Regions from separate parts of the Homo sapiens genome. Here region 2 is linked to region 1. The links are chromatin loops, found by intact Hi-C in ENCODE. Cell type or tissue: PC-9. All regions are shown on one strand. Each heading gives the region's core, and the rest is flanking DNA. Links, peaks and the distances in the headings are about the cores only.

Evidence for each region. Peaks named below come from ENCODE experiments on the same cell type or tissue, not always from the same donor. Only the 100,000 strongest peaks of a DNase experiment are listed, where the experiment ranks them.
Region 2: a loop joins it to region 1, with 12 times the contacts of the local background. A loop is called at or near these places in 2 of 110 quality-filtered maps.

The regions. Positions count from the first base shown.
Region 1 is chr3:151,764,867-151,775,366 of GRCh38, forward strand. It overlaps AADACL2-AS1 (AADACL2 antisense RNA 1), which reads right to left. Exons shown (of 3, transcript NR_110203.1): 2 at 9,740-9,799. It also overlaps the pseudogene AADACP1. Among named protein-coding and RNA genes, the nearest start is that of AADACL2, 36 kb to the left of the region's middle. In PC-9, for the core only: no CTCF peak of the experiment used is centred there; a DNase peak (open chromatin) is centred at 5,365.
Region 2 is chr3:152,016,640-152,023,571 of GRCh38, forward strand. No RefSeq gene overlaps it. Among named protein-coding and RNA genes, the nearest start is that of AADACL2-AS1, 92 kb to the left of the region's middle. RefSeq lists an enhancer at 5,454-5,563. In PC-9, for the core only: no CTCF peak of the experiment used is centred there; a DNase peak (open chromatin) is centred at 5,592; H3K4me3 peaks cover 259 bases; H3K27ac peaks cover 1,779 bases.

The DNA.
Region 1 (10,500 bases), core at 4,053-6,552:
ATGGAATCAACCTAAATGTCCACCAGTGACAGAATGGATACAGAAAATGTGGTACATATATACCATGGAATACTATGCAGCCATAAAAAAGAATGAGATCATGTCTTTTGTGGGAACATGGATAGAGCTGGAGGCCATTATACTCAGCTAATTAATGCAGAAACAGAAAACCAAATGCTGTGTGTACTCACTTATAAGTGAGAGCTAAATGATGAGAACTCATGGACACAAAGAAGGAAATAACAGACACTGGAGCCTACTTAAGGGTGGAGGGTGGAAGTAGAGAGAGAAGCAGAAAAATAACAATTGAGTACTAGGCTTAGTACCTGACTGATGAAATAATCTGTACAACAGACCCTTGTGACATGAGTTTAGCTATGTAACAAACCTGCACATGTACCCTTGAACCTAAAATAAAAGTTAAAAAAAAAAAACAAGTAATTACTGGAAAAAAAATCACCATAGCTGCAAAAAAAAAAAACGACCTTCCCTTAATTTATAAAGCTGAGAAAAATTGGAAAATTAATTAGTAATAATCACTGGAGAAGGCATCAGCAACAGATGGATTCATAGTAATATGAGTTTTATCACAATAGCATGAGTTATTTAAAACTGATTAATTCTACTGTAATTGAAATTATTCCAAGTGACAGAAAAACAATAAAAACATTCCAATTCTTTTTAGGAAGCAATCCAGCAATGTATCAAAAGAAAATACAATTTGAGCAGGCAGGCATGCCATAGTGACTCAGTACCAGAATATATATCAATATAGTTTATTACATCAAAAAATTTATAGATTTAGCAGAGCACAAACAAAAAAAAAAAAAGAAAAGGAATTAATGGAGAAGAACCATATGAATGAACCAATTAAGGAAAAGGCATGATAAAATTAATAGCTGGTCCTAATGTATGTAAATCTGAGGAAACATGAATAGATTCCTTAACATGATGAAGGTGAAATGACCAAGCACAATGGAAAGGGTTATCATAAATAATGAATCACAAAACAATTTCCTGTTGAAATTGTAAATAGGAAGTGATGACTATTATCACTCATATCTCTTGAATTCATACTATTTCCAATTCAAATGAGTTTATCAACCTTTTTATCTTATATCTATATCTTCTTTTCTTCACACTAAGATTCCTGCTTCTCATATACACTGGAGACAACAGAATTGTATTGTTTTTTCACCTGCTTTATCACACATTACACAGAAGACATTTTTAGAATTACATACCAATACATCCAGCAGTGTGAGTATTGAAAACAGTTTAAAATGTTTTGCATGCGTTCTCTCCATTTGCTCCCCATTTTGTAAAAATAAACTTTTTATTTTGAAATAATATTTAGATTTTCAGAAAAATTGCACAGATGGTATAGAGAATTTCTGTATTACTTTCACCCATTTCCCCTATTGTTAACATATTGCATAACCATAATACATTTGCCAAAAATAAGAAACCAACATTAGTATATTACTGTTAACTAAACTCCAGACTTTTTCAAAAATTTCAATATTTTTTCCAGTCATGGCCTTGTTCAATTCTAGAATTTAATCTAGGATGACCCATTGTTTCTATTTGTCACATCTGTTTAGACTTCTCTGGTCTATGACAATTTCTCAGTGTTTGCTTATTTTTCATGACTTCATAGTTTTGAGGAGTACTCATCAGGTATTTTGTGAAATGTCCCTCAATTTGTATTTGTCTTATGTTTTCTCATAATCAGTCTGGATCATGGGTTTGAACGGAAGACCCCACAGGAGCAATGACCTTTTCATATCACATCAGGGAAAACAATGCTATCACCATGACTCATAGCTGATGATATTAACCTTATTCATTTGGCCAAGGCAGTTTTTCCCAGGAGTCTCTACTATAAAATTACTTTTTCCTCCATCTTTCCGTATTCCTTAGAAGCAACTCATTAAGTTCAGCCCACACTCAAGGAGCAGGGAAAATTGAACTTTATCTCCTATAGGGTAAGAGCTACATAAATTATTAGGAATTCTTCCGTAAGGAAGACTTGTCTCTTCTCTTTCATTTGTTTATTTATTCAATTATTTATTTATATCAATGTGTCGAGATGTATTTATATATAAAATTTCCTTTTGGTCTAAAAATTGCTATATAATATCTGAAGACAATCAGATTTTTCTTTCTTCTATTATATAAGTTATTCGGTTTTTTTTTTTATGTGCAAGGGATTTTTTTTTTTTTTTAAAGACAGAGTCTCGCTCTGTCCTAGGGTGGAGCGCAGTGGCACGATCTCGGCTCACTGCAACCTCCGCCTCCCGGGTTCAAATGATTCTCCTGTCTCAGCCTTCTAAGTAGCTGGGATTACAGGCGTGTGCCACCACACTTGGCTAATTTTTATATTTTTAGTAGAGACAGGGCTTCACCATGTTGGCCCGGTTGGTCTCCAACTCCTGACCTCGTGATTCATTGGCTTCAGCCCCCGAAAGTGTTGGGATTACAGGTGTGAGCCACTGAGCCTGGCCTGTGCAAGGGATTTTTTAAGTCTAATAATCTTACTATTAATAGAATATGTCAGTATTGGCTACTATGCTTTAAATTTTTTCCCAGTTATGTTGTTTACCTCATTAATACGCAGTTTCAAATCTTAATTTTTTTAAGATTTCAGGAATATCTTGAAATATAGTTTTTAATAATTGTTCCATTCCCTTGCTTTGGTTTTTCTTTCATGTAAAATATCATTCTATCTATGTTGGATGTTCTTTCCCTGTCTTCATCATTTGCTGTTTTTTTAAAAGTCATTCTAATTTTGATCCTAATTTCTTTTTGCATTCACTTACATGTTTATATACTATAAAGTTCACCATATTTGGTATACAATCCTGTGTGTCTTGAAGAATGTATACCATCATGTAAATTTCACCATAACTGAGGCACAGAAAAGCTTCATAGCTTGAAAACGTTTTCTCCTATTTCTCCCTTGTAGTCAAACCCTTTTTTTGCCCTCAGCCCCACAGAAACTACTGATCCATTTTTTCTGTAAATTTACCTTTTTCCGGATTTCATAAAAATGAATCATAGAGCATGTAGCCGTTAACTTCCTTTTATTTGAAACTTCTATCTCATTTTCACGCTGTATTTCCCCTATGACATTTTCTGTATTCCTTGTAGCTTTATATAATTTTTATTCTCCTTTGTGCCCATTTTGGTCTAGTCTTTATTTTTGAAATGGTGTTGTTTGTTTGTTCTTTCATTTGTTCAGGGGGTTATTTATTGTGTTATTGACTAATTTCTGAGTTTTCATAATTCTGGTTTATGATGTTCTTTCACATGGCAGGTTATTGTGTTAATGACTTTGGCTAATTTTAAAACATTAGGATATAGTTTTCCTCTGCTTTGTGGGCTTTAATTGTCTATAAAGAGGTTATTTTGCTTATTATTTTGCTATTATAATAACTCTGAATGATATTTAACCTCAGTTATTTCTGAGGCTCATTTTCACAGGAAATTCATTAGCTTAGAAGTTAGTTCCTTAGAAAGGAACCATGATTTTGTATATTTTCTATTAATAACTTCCTCTTCTGTTGTTCTTATGAAATATTCCATTTTATTCCCACAATTTAATCCACTTCTTTCCCCATTTCCTGCTTAATTTAGATTCTTAGTTTCTTCTCAGTGTGGGGTTCTTCCCTGGAAGAACCTTTGGTTGATTAGTGTTGAGGGACAGTAGGGCCCAGCCTGTTCCAACCCCTTCAGGTCACACTGCAGATAGCTTACACAGCATAAGACTATGCAAACCCCAGCCAGTTTCAACTGTTTTCTCAGATTTGTAACCACAATTTCAGGTGAATATTTGTTGGTTAATTCTTATTCTGTCAAATACTTCATCGCTTTCCTCTGCTTCCACCTGCACATAGGGAAGATTATACCACACAGGCCTTGTAGTTGTTGGTAAATTATTTCCAACATAGATACTTGGAAGTTGGTTTGTTGTTATATTTTTGCCTCATATTTTTCTTCATATTATGTTGTCCATAGGTTTTTGGTTTTGTTTTATTTCTCTGTGAGTTCTTCTAAGGAGATTTGGGGATTTTCAAAAGCTGAGAACCTGTGTAGAAGATTTTAACTCATTTTTTCAGTAACCGATAGAAAAACACAAAAATTAAGTAAAAAAAAAAAAGTTTCAATAACACAGTTAATACTACTGACTTAATTTACACAAATTGAACCCATACCAAATAATGTCATAATACACATTCTTTTAAAGTAAAGTACACATTAAACTTTTTTTTTTTTAATTCTTGGCCATAAAGCAATTATCCTCAAATTTAAAAAGATAGAAATGCAGAGGTTAATAACAACTTCAGACTTAGGTTGGGAGTTACAGCATTGGTTCTCAGGCCTCAGACTCAGGCTGAATTACATTATCGGCTTTCCTGGTTCTCCAGCTTGAAGATGACAGATAGTGGAACTACTACACCTCTCCAATCACAAGAGCCAATTTCCACAATATGTTTCCTGTTTTATACATACATATATCTGCATCTACATTCAGTCGTACACCCATAGCAATGTTTTGGTCAGTGAAAGACTGCACATATTGATGGTGGTCTCAAAGGATTGTAATATTGTATTTTTATTATACAGTTTCTAGGTTTAGATGTTGATATGGTTTGGCTCTGTGTCCCCACTGAAATCTCATATTAAAGGAGGGTCCTGGTGGGAAGTGATTGTATCATGAGGCAGACTTACCCCATGCTGTTCTTGTGATAGAGTTCTCATGAGATCTTGTTGTCTGAAAGTGTGTAGCACCTCTCCCTTCACTTGCTCTCTCTCCTGCTCCACCATGTGAAGTTGTGCCGGTTTCCCCTTCCACCATGATTGTAAGTTTTAAAATATTCTGTTTGGGCCAGGTGCGGTGGCTCACACCTGTAATCCCAGGAGTTTTAGAGGCCTAGGCGCATGGATCACCTGAGGTCAGGAGTTCGAGACCAGCCTGGCCAACATGGTGAAACCCCATCTCTATTAGAAATACAAAAATTAGCCAGGCGTGGTGGTGTGCACCTGTAATCTCAGCTACTTGAGAGGCTGAGGCAGGAGAATTGCTTGAACCCTTGAGGCGGAGGTAGCAGTGAGTGGAGATCGTGCCACTGCACTCCAGCCTGGGCGACAGAGTGAGATTCTCATCTCAAAAAAACAAAACAAAACATAACAACAACGAAAAAATTCTGTTTGTTCTTCCTTACTCGAAGGTTTGTTATTTGAGACATACACTGCGTTTCTTGCACTGTCACATGGCCTTTTTAAAAATAAGGTATTCAGCTCTTAGTAATTGTGCATTAAATGTTTGTTTACTAACTGCCTAGCAACGTAATAAGGCTGTTGGATTTGACAGAACTTGCAGAAAATAAGTGCTGATTGTTTCTCAGAGCTCGCCTTTGTATTTCTGCTAAGTATATTTATTTAGGGTCTGCCCATGAAATGAAAACTGAACAGTGGAATTTGTACTCAGGAAGTTATGTAACACTTTATGGCAGGGCTTAAAACAATGAAAATTCAGCCACTGCATGTTTCAAACAAGTATTTGCTGTGTTGCCAAAGTAGAAAGAGCAGAAGGGAAACATCATGGGAAGAAAGACTATTTTGTTTCTGATTGCAGGGGTCCTTGGGGCATATTATGTTTATACTCCTCTCTCAGATAATATTGAGGAACTCTGGTGACTGGTGTGGATAGCTACACCTGTGAAAATGGTAACAAATTTGGTAAGTTCAGAATTTCATTGTCTCTGTGAATATTTAAGTTTAATCAGGAGAAAATAATTACCAGCTATATTATTTTTAAAACTTTCTGCTGTCTTGGAAATTTTGCTCTTAAAGTTTGCTTGACGATTTTCAAACCTTAAAAAAAAAAACAAACTTCATTCTTTAACACAAATCCCTAACAGAATAAGTATGAAGGAAGTATTCAAGTAATTTTAATTTTAAATATTAGAAAACAAAATATGCTGGCTGAGAAAAACAATCTTACTGTGATTTTCATGGCATGAATACTGACAGAATGAAGCATTTATGAAGTATAAACTTCAGAAAAGGTAGAATTGAGCAGCACTGTGATTAGTTATAGAAAATTCTACACAACAATCTTGGATTCAGGCATGAAAATGCATTCTCACTGAAATATTCTGTCAAAAGGTCAACTGGTAAAAGGTCAAGGGAAATTGAACACACGGCATGATTCTCAGTTGAAGGAGAGTGAGCCGCTGAGGCGACAGGGCAGCTCCCTGGCTGGCTGCCCCCAGTGTCCACACTGGCCCTCGGAGACCTGTGGTTTTTTTCTAGTGAGGCTAACTACTTGGATATGAAGCCATTCATGATTTCCTGGAAACTTCTCTGTAGCAAACTGCCTTCTTGTAGCAAAAGAAAAAGATAATTCAAGGACACTTAGCCTGGATATTTAACACTTGGCTCACACTCTGTTTCCTTGCATATATTTTTTAGGTGTTTCAACATTCTCTACTGGCATTTAATGCAGCTCTGAATAAGTGTGATACATGCCTTATTCTCAAGGTTTTTGTTTGTTTGTTTTTCTATTTTTATGTTTTTTTTAGAGACAGAGTCTTGCTCTATTGCCCAGGCTGGAGTGCAGTGGTCCAATCTCAGCTCATTGCAACCTCTGTCTCCTGGGTTCAAGTGATTCTCCTGCCTCAGCCTCCCAAGTAGCTGGGATTACAGGCATGCGCCACCGCACCCAGTGCATTTTTCTATTTTTAGTAGAGACGGAGTTTCGCCATGTTGGCCATGCTGGTCTCGAACCCCCCGACCTCAGGTGACCCGCCCACCTCGACCTCCCAAAGTGCTGGGATTACAGGCATGAGCCACCACGCCCAGCCCTCTTTGTGGTTTTTTGTTTGTTTGTTTGTTTTAAAGACGGGTTCTTGATCTCTCTGTTGCCCAGGATGGAGTGCAGTGGTGATCATAGCTTCTTGCAGCCTGGAACTCCTGGGCTCAAGTGATCCTCCCACTACTTGGCCTCCTGAGCAGTTAGGGCTATAGGCACATGCCACCATGCTTAGTTATTTTTTTAAACATTTTTTGTAGAGATGGGGTCTTGTTCTGTTTCCCAGGCTGGTTTTAAACTCCTGGCCTCAAGCAATCCCCCAAACCTTTGCCTCCAACACGCTGGGACTAGAGGCATCAGCCACTACATTCAGCCCCACATTTTCATTTTCTATTAGTTACTTAATTTTCTAGTCATTTTATTAGCATATAGAGTTGGTCCTCTGTATATACGGGTTTTGCATACCACATATATTATATTTTTCATCCTCAAGTTTAATTTTTAAAAATCTGTGTGTAAGTAGACTCACTCAGTTCAAACTTGCTAAATGGTCCAGTGTATGTTGTTACTGGACTTGGGTCAGTTTCACTGGAATATAGCTTCAAGTCTTATTTTTAAAAAGTTATTCTGGAATTATTTATAAAAATATTTATTTTGGGTCATTGTTTTGCTTTATTATTTGTATTTATTATGTGTATATATATATATTTATACGCTAAAATAATGTCATTTCTCTTGAAAGTGCTTAGTCTCTTTTTACATTTCACTTCCTTGTGTTTGCTTTTTCGTTTCTATCTTATATAATACCTTGAGTTTCTTTACCTTGGTTTTATTTCTGAAGTTATTTGTCTTTTTTGCCTTATTCCTTTTCTGAGTTCTACCAAGGAGTTCTGGGAACTGCTATTTCCTGACTTCCTCTTCAGGAATAGGGTGGGGACAATTTAGTATTGAAAATAGACAATTTTGTTATTTCTTTTGTACTTATTTAATTTGCATTAATAGGAAAGAGGTTCAGCTAGTTGTTTGATCACCCAGCCCTTTAATCCACATGTTTCCAACTTAAGATAGGAAAGCAAGTTTTTCTCATCCTTGGAATCCCAACATTATAGGTCCATTAGGATTTGGCTCATATTCACCTCCGGAGGTCCCTTTTCTTTCATGGATCCTTGTACAGACATCTTTATTGCTTTACCAAACTACATGCATTTCTCTGATTACAATAGAAGTGTCCTTGTGGCGATTGCTTTGGCCTAGCATGAGATTTTCCCCTTTGGCCAAACTCTACTCCCCTTTCAGTACTCATATCAGAGCTCACCCACTCCTTTTCACTTCTCATCCAGGCAGCTAGTTGGCCCACTGACCACTGCCAAAGTTCTTTGTACATATCTATGAGATATGCAGTGATGTTGTTTTGTAATTGCTAATACATCTATTTTTCCTTCTTGAATCTGAGCTTCTTTAGAAAAGAGAACTTGTCTTACTTATCTTTGTAATTCAAACTGTCTAGCATGGAATCCATCAAGTTGTAATTCCTCAGTAATTCTTTACTTTTTTTTTTAACCTAAGGCAACTATGTGGCAACACCACTAAACCTCCAGTATTTCCAGTTGTGCCATTCAGATTCACCTGTGAGACTACCAGACAGGACCATTGGGAATACCTATGCATAGTTCTGTGTTCATAAGCAACGCTGGCATTTGATATTTGTAAACTAGTACTTTTTTTTCCTATATCTCCTTTTAGGCTTTGTTAGTTGAACTCTTGGGAATCAATCATTTCATGAATACTGCAACGTTCTTTGTGAGCTTTCAAGAAGTCCCACCTACATCTGATGAAAATGTCACCATGATAGAGACAACTTTCAGTAACATTCCTGTCCGTGTATACATGCCAACACTAAAGTCAGAGATACTAAGAACGGGCTTAGTTTATATTCATGGTGGTGGTTGGTGTATGGGGGATGCTGGTATGTGTTCCATATTAAAAGTTTTAGTTTATCATATAACATACATTTTACTGAAATGTTGACTCCATCATATCAAGACAAACATGTTAGATAACAAAACACTTCAGCTGTCCAAAATTTATTTCTTTGGAGCTATGTAGATTTAAAAGAACTATTTTAAATCTCATTCTGAAAGAGGGCATAATAAATACCAAAAGCTGTAGCAAATCTCAGGTAAGAAGAGAATGTGTTTCACGCACTTAGACATTTATTATTAATTGCAGATTTGATAGAAAGTTGCAGTAGAAAACAATGAGGTGAGTTGAACAGTGGATTAAATATGAGGAAATAGAAATGGTAACTATAGTCTTCTCATAAGCTTAAATATTAAGGAAATGAGAAAGAAGGCGCTAGATTTAAAAAATAGAGTTGAATAGGGGTATTTTATTTTGATTTCATATTATATCATATATATTTTGTTTAATGCACTCATGTATTTATATAAATATTTATATTTTATATATAATTTTATTTGCTATAGAATCTAAAATTATTTTATTTGTATATAAATATATTTTATATTATATGTTTTCTATTATACATATTTTATAATTATGTATGGGAGGTCTATGAACATGATTATAAGCTGAAGTTAAGATGGTGGTAAATTGAGGTACATTGGAGAAACGCAGGGAGTGGTAGGTAGAAGAAGGGATGGGGGTTTATCTGACCTAGAGAATGTGGAAGCAAATTGGATTCAATGCAGATGGGAAGAATTGGCAAAACACAGGAGAAGGGACATATCTTCATTTGTGACAGAAGAAAAATAGGTGCTGATGGGTATTGATGTAGATTGGGAATGTAAATTGGAGCAGTAAATGGAGTGATTCTATCATTTTCTCTAAATTCAGATAGTAAAGTCATCATTTAACAATGCAGTGATGTTTCTAACACAAAACCTGAGTATGACATACCAGTTTCCATGAGTCTCTTCTGCCCAAAGCATTTCTTTGAAAACTTTTACATCAAAGTATCTGTGAAGAATGAAAATATGTTTACTAAAGTAAAGGAATTAAATAAGAATAAACCTAGAAAAAAATAACATTTGTCTGATACTTTCTATTTCAATATTAAAGAAAACATAAAAATATGTATTCCAATCAAAAATATGAGCATGACTTTTTATAGTAAAGGTTAAATAAGAACTTAAGACTTAGTGTGTATTTGACATGTCAATAATACTCGGCACCTAGTTTTGGAAACATCACAAGATAATAATATCTACTCCTCTTTCCATGGCCCCCAAGAGATAGGTTTTGTAAGAACCTCATATCCTGTTACTTCTCCTTCACTACTGTATGATTTCTCCTGACACTTGTTACTACCAAATTCTATTTATCTTTTAACAATTTTCTTATCTGCAAAAGGAAGCATTTGCCCAAGCCCCATAGCAAACAAGTGTGACCCATCCCCAATCCATACACATACCAAAACAAAACAAACAACAAAACAGAAGAAAACACATTCTTTCTTGTCTGCCAAGAAAATATGAATACCTAATTCAAGTCTTAGCTCTCTCTACTTCCTGTTTACTCTTCTCTATCTTTCTCTGGGAGTTTCTGTGAAGTCTAATTTGATTTCCAAAGAGCATTTTCTGTACTCCATTAAAGAAACTATTATTTTGCATTATTGCTTTTGGTTTGTATGCCTGTCCTCCCTACCCCTGTCTCCAGTA
Region 2 (6,932 bases), core at 4,364-6,863, 250 kb after region 1:
GAGCTACCTTATAATTCCATTTTCTAAGAGGAGATATTTTATTATTTGGTCTATAACTAAGGTCAATATAGCAATGTTGGCTATGTTTACAGGGTCTCCCACTCCCCATCCAACCTAGTAACAGTTTTATTACGGTTGTGGCCCATTTTTATGAGAAAGTCTGATTTAACTCCCCAAAATGCATGGTTCTGGCCTTTTTTTTTTTCTATTTTACATGGTTCTTAATACTGATGCTCCAAGTCATTAAGGAATAGGAAGTTCTTTAGGCAACCACTACTTTTAGTGCTTGTTTATGTCTGAATTTGTGATTTAGCTTCAAGTTTGACTTCTAAAGAGTTCTTTTATTGCAAACTTAACTCTGTTATCTAATATGCATTTGACATTAATTCATTATGCTTACTTGCTTTATAGTGGATTTCTTGGATAAGCTTTCCTGGATATCTGGTGTACCATATTAAGGGAAATAAAAATTGCTTTTTATACAGACACATAGCATTCAATTGTATGCATGTAACATCATCTATATAGCCATAGGCATATGTAGTCATTCTTTTATTTTTATTGTTTATAAATGATACTATAAAAGCAATTTCACAAAATAGGAGTATGTAAGTAAAAAGTAGGAGAATTACAGGAACAAAGAGTTATACACATTTGTCACTGTGACAGATATTGCCAAATTACTCTCTTTAGAGATTGTACTACATTATGTTCCCACCAGCAATGTATGAAAATATCTGTTTCTCTTCACCCTCAACAAGAATATCTGTTATTACACTTTTGATTTTTACCAGTCTTACAGGGATAAAAAAAATGGCATTTCAGTTTTGGCTTATTTGCAATTCTCACATTCTAAGTAAAGGTGAAGTCTTTAAATATGTTTAAAAATCATTCAGAGCTTTTTATCTATAAATTTTATGTTCATAATTGTTTCTGTACTCTTTGTTCATTTTCTTTTGAATTGCTGGTCATTTCATATTGATTTGTATTTTAGCTTATTGCTTGTGATGTGAGTTGCCAGCATTATTCTTCTGTTTTTGGTATTTTGAGCTTACCTGTTTTTTTTTTGTCATGGGGAATGATTTTAATAAAATAAAAATTTTGCCTCTGGGCTATATATGACTATTGGAAGAGTCTTCTAAACTGGGGTATTACAAATTGTCGCTTTTATCATTACTTTTTTTTTTTTTTATCAAGTTCAGTGTCACTTTTGCTCCCTCTTTAAAACTTATAAGAATACAAGTTCAGGATATATTTGGCTATTTATCTAATTTCCTATGTATCTACTTTTTCTGACTACTGTGTGCATCCCAAATAGGAAGCATTCTTATGCAATGGTTCCATTTCTTTGATATTTAAACACACTACAGTATTCCTGGAGCAACTGATAGTTCTTTCAATGGCCTGGTTCATATGAGTTAGATGAAAAAGATGATCAAAGAGTCTAGGTATTGTCAATAAATATTCTGTAAGCTACAAGAATCTAGTTCAAAAAGCACCAAGTAACAGGAGAGTAATCCCCCTCTCATTCAACAAGATTGGAATAGGCAACTAACAAGTTAATCAAAAAAGTTAAAGAGAAATATCATTTTTAAAGACATATCACTTAAACTGGTAAAGCTAAAATACATATGAATGTAAAGTCATTGAACAACATTTTGACTCATTGCGAAGAACTTGAATTTGATCACAGCTTGCTTGATTAGAATTTCATCATCTTAATGCAGATACCAGAAGCCTAGAAGGCAGCATTGACATTTCCCTGTTTAGTCTATTTTAAAGTAAGTGTGTGTTTGTATATGTGTGTGTGCATGTGTGTTAAGCACTCTGGGTGCCAAACTCTTCTAGAATTTTCAGCTTTATTTCAATCATTTTTTGCTCCCCATTCAACATTTATTTTATGCATATGTTAATATTAGAAAGTAATCCATTAGCTTTGAGATTGCAGAATTATGTGAACATCTATCAACTTTATAGTAGGAATGAAGAATGTTGGTTAATTGGGTGACTTTGTTAAGTGGGATTAAATTAAGTACACTTCAGTTGCATCTGTTATAGGGAGTAATGGTTAATTCGGTGAGTTGATCAAGTAGAGTTAGACAGATTAAATTATACCTTCCATTTTTACCTTTCTTAGGAATAACAGACATATTTTCAAATCTTTTAGTCTTCAGATTTTTAGCTTTTCGAGAAAGAAGTAGATTGTAGTAATGTTAAGTTATTGATATAATCATATTCTGGAAAGTAGATCTAAAGCAATGTTGGCCAAAAAATATGAAACAAATGACAAAAATTCTTTCCCCTTGCAGAATTGGCACTAGTTGATTTAGGATGAGTTTTTCTAAAATCTTTTCTTGCATTTAGCAGAACTTTGGCTATAGTCAGTTAACAGAAGTTGGCAAAATAGTTCAGGTTCTTAATTAGAAACATCATACACTTCTCTTGGCTTTGTTCTCACCTGGAAATCAGAGAAAACATAACCTCATGGACAGCTGTAAGCCACTAGTTCAACTGAAAAAATATACCGGACAAGTGCCATTTGATATCTGTCAACATCCATCAACATCATCCTCATTACTATCATCAGAAATATCATTTACTGAGTATATGCCATATGTCTGGCACTGTACTCTGTGCTTTATTTGGTTTACTGTTTAAAAATTGCAGTGATAATGAAAGGTGCAGATTATTGTTCGCATTTTCCAGATGGGGAGAAACTCAATAAGGTATAAGGTATAATTTTCCAAAAGGCATCCAGTTAACATGTGGGAGAACAGGATTAATAACTGTCTAACTCTTTCCCAATCGGTAAAAATGTTTTCACTGATATAATTGTGTTAAAAGGTATGCTTTAAAGCAACAAAATGAACTTAAGTAAGCTTAATTAAAAATTGGTCTTAATCAAAAGGATATTATCCCATGAATCAGCCAGACTAACTGGTCATTATTTTGAAAGAGATTAGGATCAGCAACTGCAAAGTCAACAGAAATTCAGTCTCTGCCTCGTGTCCTTTTTCGCATTGTTTTGCTTCATTCTCATCCCACCCTCACTCTCTCTCCTGCTTGTGATATGTTAGAAGCTTGTGATATGTCAGATATTCACCACTGATAAGTCAATGAGGGTGAAGAGAGGGTGACACATCACTAATAAAATGGGAAGGAACACAGAAAAGGCTGCTAGCAGCTCACCAAAATCTACATTCTCTTTTAAGAGTACTGTTGGACTAAGTGTCCCAGCTATTTTACAGTTAGGTATAGCAAAGTTATTAAGTTTCCATCATAGAATGTGAATAAAAATGGTATGTGCCAATTCCAGCCCTAGACCCTATAACACTCATTTATTTTCAACCCTTTTAGGCCTGACCAGAATGGATAAAACTCAAACAAAGCATGACCTTGGAAGGCATATTTTAAAGTTGACAGAACATTGGCAGCTTGGATCTCTAAGCGACTAGGTGGAGCAGACCTCCCTTGTCAAATTTTCAGCCTACTCATTAATGTTATTTGGGAGAAATAAAGTTTCAGCATATTTGAGTAATACACTTTGGGGTCTAAATTTTATGCCAGTAAGTAGATCTCTCTGTTTATGCCAGAGAGAGGGCACATAGGCTGAGAAGTTCTACCTCAAAACTGTAAAGAGTAAAGTAGAAATTACAGGGGAACTATAAATAAGCCACAATAAAAAAAATGATTTGAACTTACCTATTTAATCTCAAATAGTTATTTCACCATGTCAATATAACTTTGTATGCACATCACCTTCTCTAATCATGGTTATAGCTGAAATCCTGATATCCTCTACTTAGACTTATTTTGCTTGGTTGGCTGTCACTCATATTGAGGGGATAGATTCTAGAGTTGTTTTCTTTGTCTCTTATAGGACATACTTTCCAAAGTCAGCCTATTTGGAAAATTTATACGAGATTATTCCAAAATATTGAGGATATATTCTTGTACATAATTCTGAAGTTCAAAAGAAATTAAAAATTAATTTAGCTCAGTGTTTTTCCCAAAAGAGCTTACTTACTATCCAATTGAGCAGAAGACACACATAGCGTTACAAGGTTAGTTAGCATTATGAAATATTTTACGTGCTATTTTCTTGATGTATTCCATTAAAGATTTCAAAAGCATGTATTCTGTATCCCACTTTATTAAAACAAATAACTTTTTGAGGAGTAGAGCAAGACGGTCAAATAGAAGATTCCGCCAATCATCCCGCCTGCAAAGACACCAATTTAACAACCGTCTAGTCAGAAAAACACCTTCATAAGAACCAAAAATTGGGTGAGCACTCACAGTACCTGATTTTAACTTCATATCACTGAAAGAGGCACTGGAATCAGGTAGAAAAGAGTCTTGAATTGCCACCACCACTCCTCCCTCATCCCCCAGCAGTGGTTGCATGGCACAGAGAGAATCTGTGCACTTGGGAAAGGGTGAATGCAGTAGTTGTGAGATATTGCAGTGAGCTCAGTATTGCCCTGTCATAGCAGAAAGCAAAACTGGGCTGAACTCAGCTGAGGCCTGCCCACAGAGGGAGTATTTAAACTTACTCTAGCCAAAAGGGAATCACTCATCCCAGCGGTTGGAACTCAGTTCTGGCAAGCCTCATCGCCATAGGCTAAAGCATTCCAGGGCCCTAAACAAACTGAAAACACTCTATGCCATAAGGACTGCAACTCCTAGGTAAGTCCTAGGGCTGAACTGAGCTCAGAACAAGTGAAACACCAGGCAGGGTGGCTAAGGGAGTGCTTGCTATACCTCTGCCCAAACTCCAGGCTGCACAGCTCATGGCTTAAAAAGAGACTCCTTCCTTCTGCTTGAAGACAGGAGACGGAAGAGTAAAGAAGACTTTGTCTTGTATCTCACTTACCAGCTCGGCCACAGTAGGATACAGCACCAGCCAGAGTTGTGAGGCCCCCTTTCCAGGCCCTAGCTCCCAGATGACATTTCTAGACATACCCTGTGCCAAAAGGAAACCTGCTGCCTTCAAGTGAAAAAGCCCAGTCCTGTCAGGATCCATTACTTGCTTACTAAAGAGCCCTTGTGCCCTGAATAACCAGCAGTGGTATCCAGGTAGGACACTGTGGGCCCTGAGAGAGAATCTGAGACTTGCTGGCTTCACATGAAACTTTTTTGCGTGAGAAAAGCAGAAGAAAAAGTAAAGAGGACTTTGTCTTGCACCTTAGGTACCAGTTCAGCCACAGGGGTGTAAAGCACCAAGTGGGCTCCTGGGATCCTCAATTCCAGCCCTTGGCTTTTCTGGACCTATCCTAGGCCAGAGGGGATCCCACTGCTCTGAATGTTGAGTTCTGGGCCAGGCAGCATTCACCATACGCTGACTAAAAAGCCCCTAGGCCTTAATGGAACATCTGCAGTAGCCTGGCAGTATTCTGTTGGGTCTGTGGGGGTGGTAACCATGGGGTGAGGCCTCTCTGCCAGGGGAAAAGGGAGGAAAGCGTGGGAAGGACTGTGACTCATGGTTTGAGTGCCAGCTCTGCTGCAGTACAATAGAATCAGGTAGACTTCTAAGGATTTTGACTTCAGTTTCTGGCTCCTGGACGGCACCTCTGACTCCACCCTAGGGAAACTTGCTGCCTTGAAGGGAAGGACGCAAGCCTGGCTGGCTTTGCCACCTGCTGACTGTAAAGCCCCAGGAACTTGAGAAAACAGGCAGTGGCCAGGTTGTTGTCACATCAGGCCTTGGGTGAGACCCAGTGATGTGCTGCCTTCAGGTCTGACCAAGTGCAGTCCCAGAGCTGGTGGCCACAGGAATGCTTGTGTCACACCACTCCCAGATCTAGGTGGCTCAGAACAGAGGAATAGAGAGACTCTGTTTGGGAGAAAGTAAGAAAAGAACAAGAGTCTCTGCCTGGTAATCCAGAGAATTTGTCCAGATTTTATCCAAGACCACCAAAGTAGTAACTCTACAAGTCTGCAAGAACCAGAGCATGATGGGGCTTGGGGTGCCACCTAAGGTAGATACAGCTTAGATAAAAAAACCCAAGTGCTTTTGAATACCTGGAAATCCTTCCCAAAAAGAATGGGTACAAGCAAGCCCAGACTGCAAAGACTACAATAAATAACCCAAATTTTTAACTCCCAGACACAGACAAACATCCATAAGCATCAAGACCATCCAGGAAAACATGATCTCACCAAATGAAGTAAATAAGACACCAGGGGCCAATCTTGGAGGACTAGAAATATGTGACTTTTTAGACAGACAATTCAAAATAGCTGTTTTGAGGAAACTCAAAGAAATTCAAGATAACACAGAGAGAGAATTCATAAGTCTTTCAAATACATTTAATGAAAAGATTGAAATATTTAAAAAAAGACATACATTTGGTTCTTGGGCATTTGGGTTGGTTCCAAGTCTATGTGGCACATACACACCATAGAATACTATGCAGCCATAAGAAAGGATGAGTTCATGTCCTTTGCAGGGACATGGATGAAGCTGGAAACCATCATTCTCAGCAAACTAACACAGGAACAGAAAAACAAACACCACATGTTCTCACTCATAAGTGGGAGTTGAACAATGAGAACACATGGACACAGGGAGGGGAACATCACACTCCGGGGCCTGTCAGGGAGTCGGGGGCTAGGGGAGGGATAGCATTATGAGAAATACCTAATGTGGATGATGGGCTGATGGGTTCAGCAAACCACCATGGCACGTGTATACCTATGTAACAAACCTGCATGTTCTGCACATGTATTGCAGAACTTAAAGTATAATTAAAAAAAAAAAAAGAGAGAGGAGACAAAGTTAAAGTGTAGAGTTGTTATTAGGTTTTTTTTTTTGTCTGTTTGTTCATGCAAACAGTATTAAGATGTTATCAGCTTAAAATAATGGGTTTTAAGATATTGCAAGCCTCATCATAACCACAAATCAAAAAAAAAAAAAAATGCAATGGATA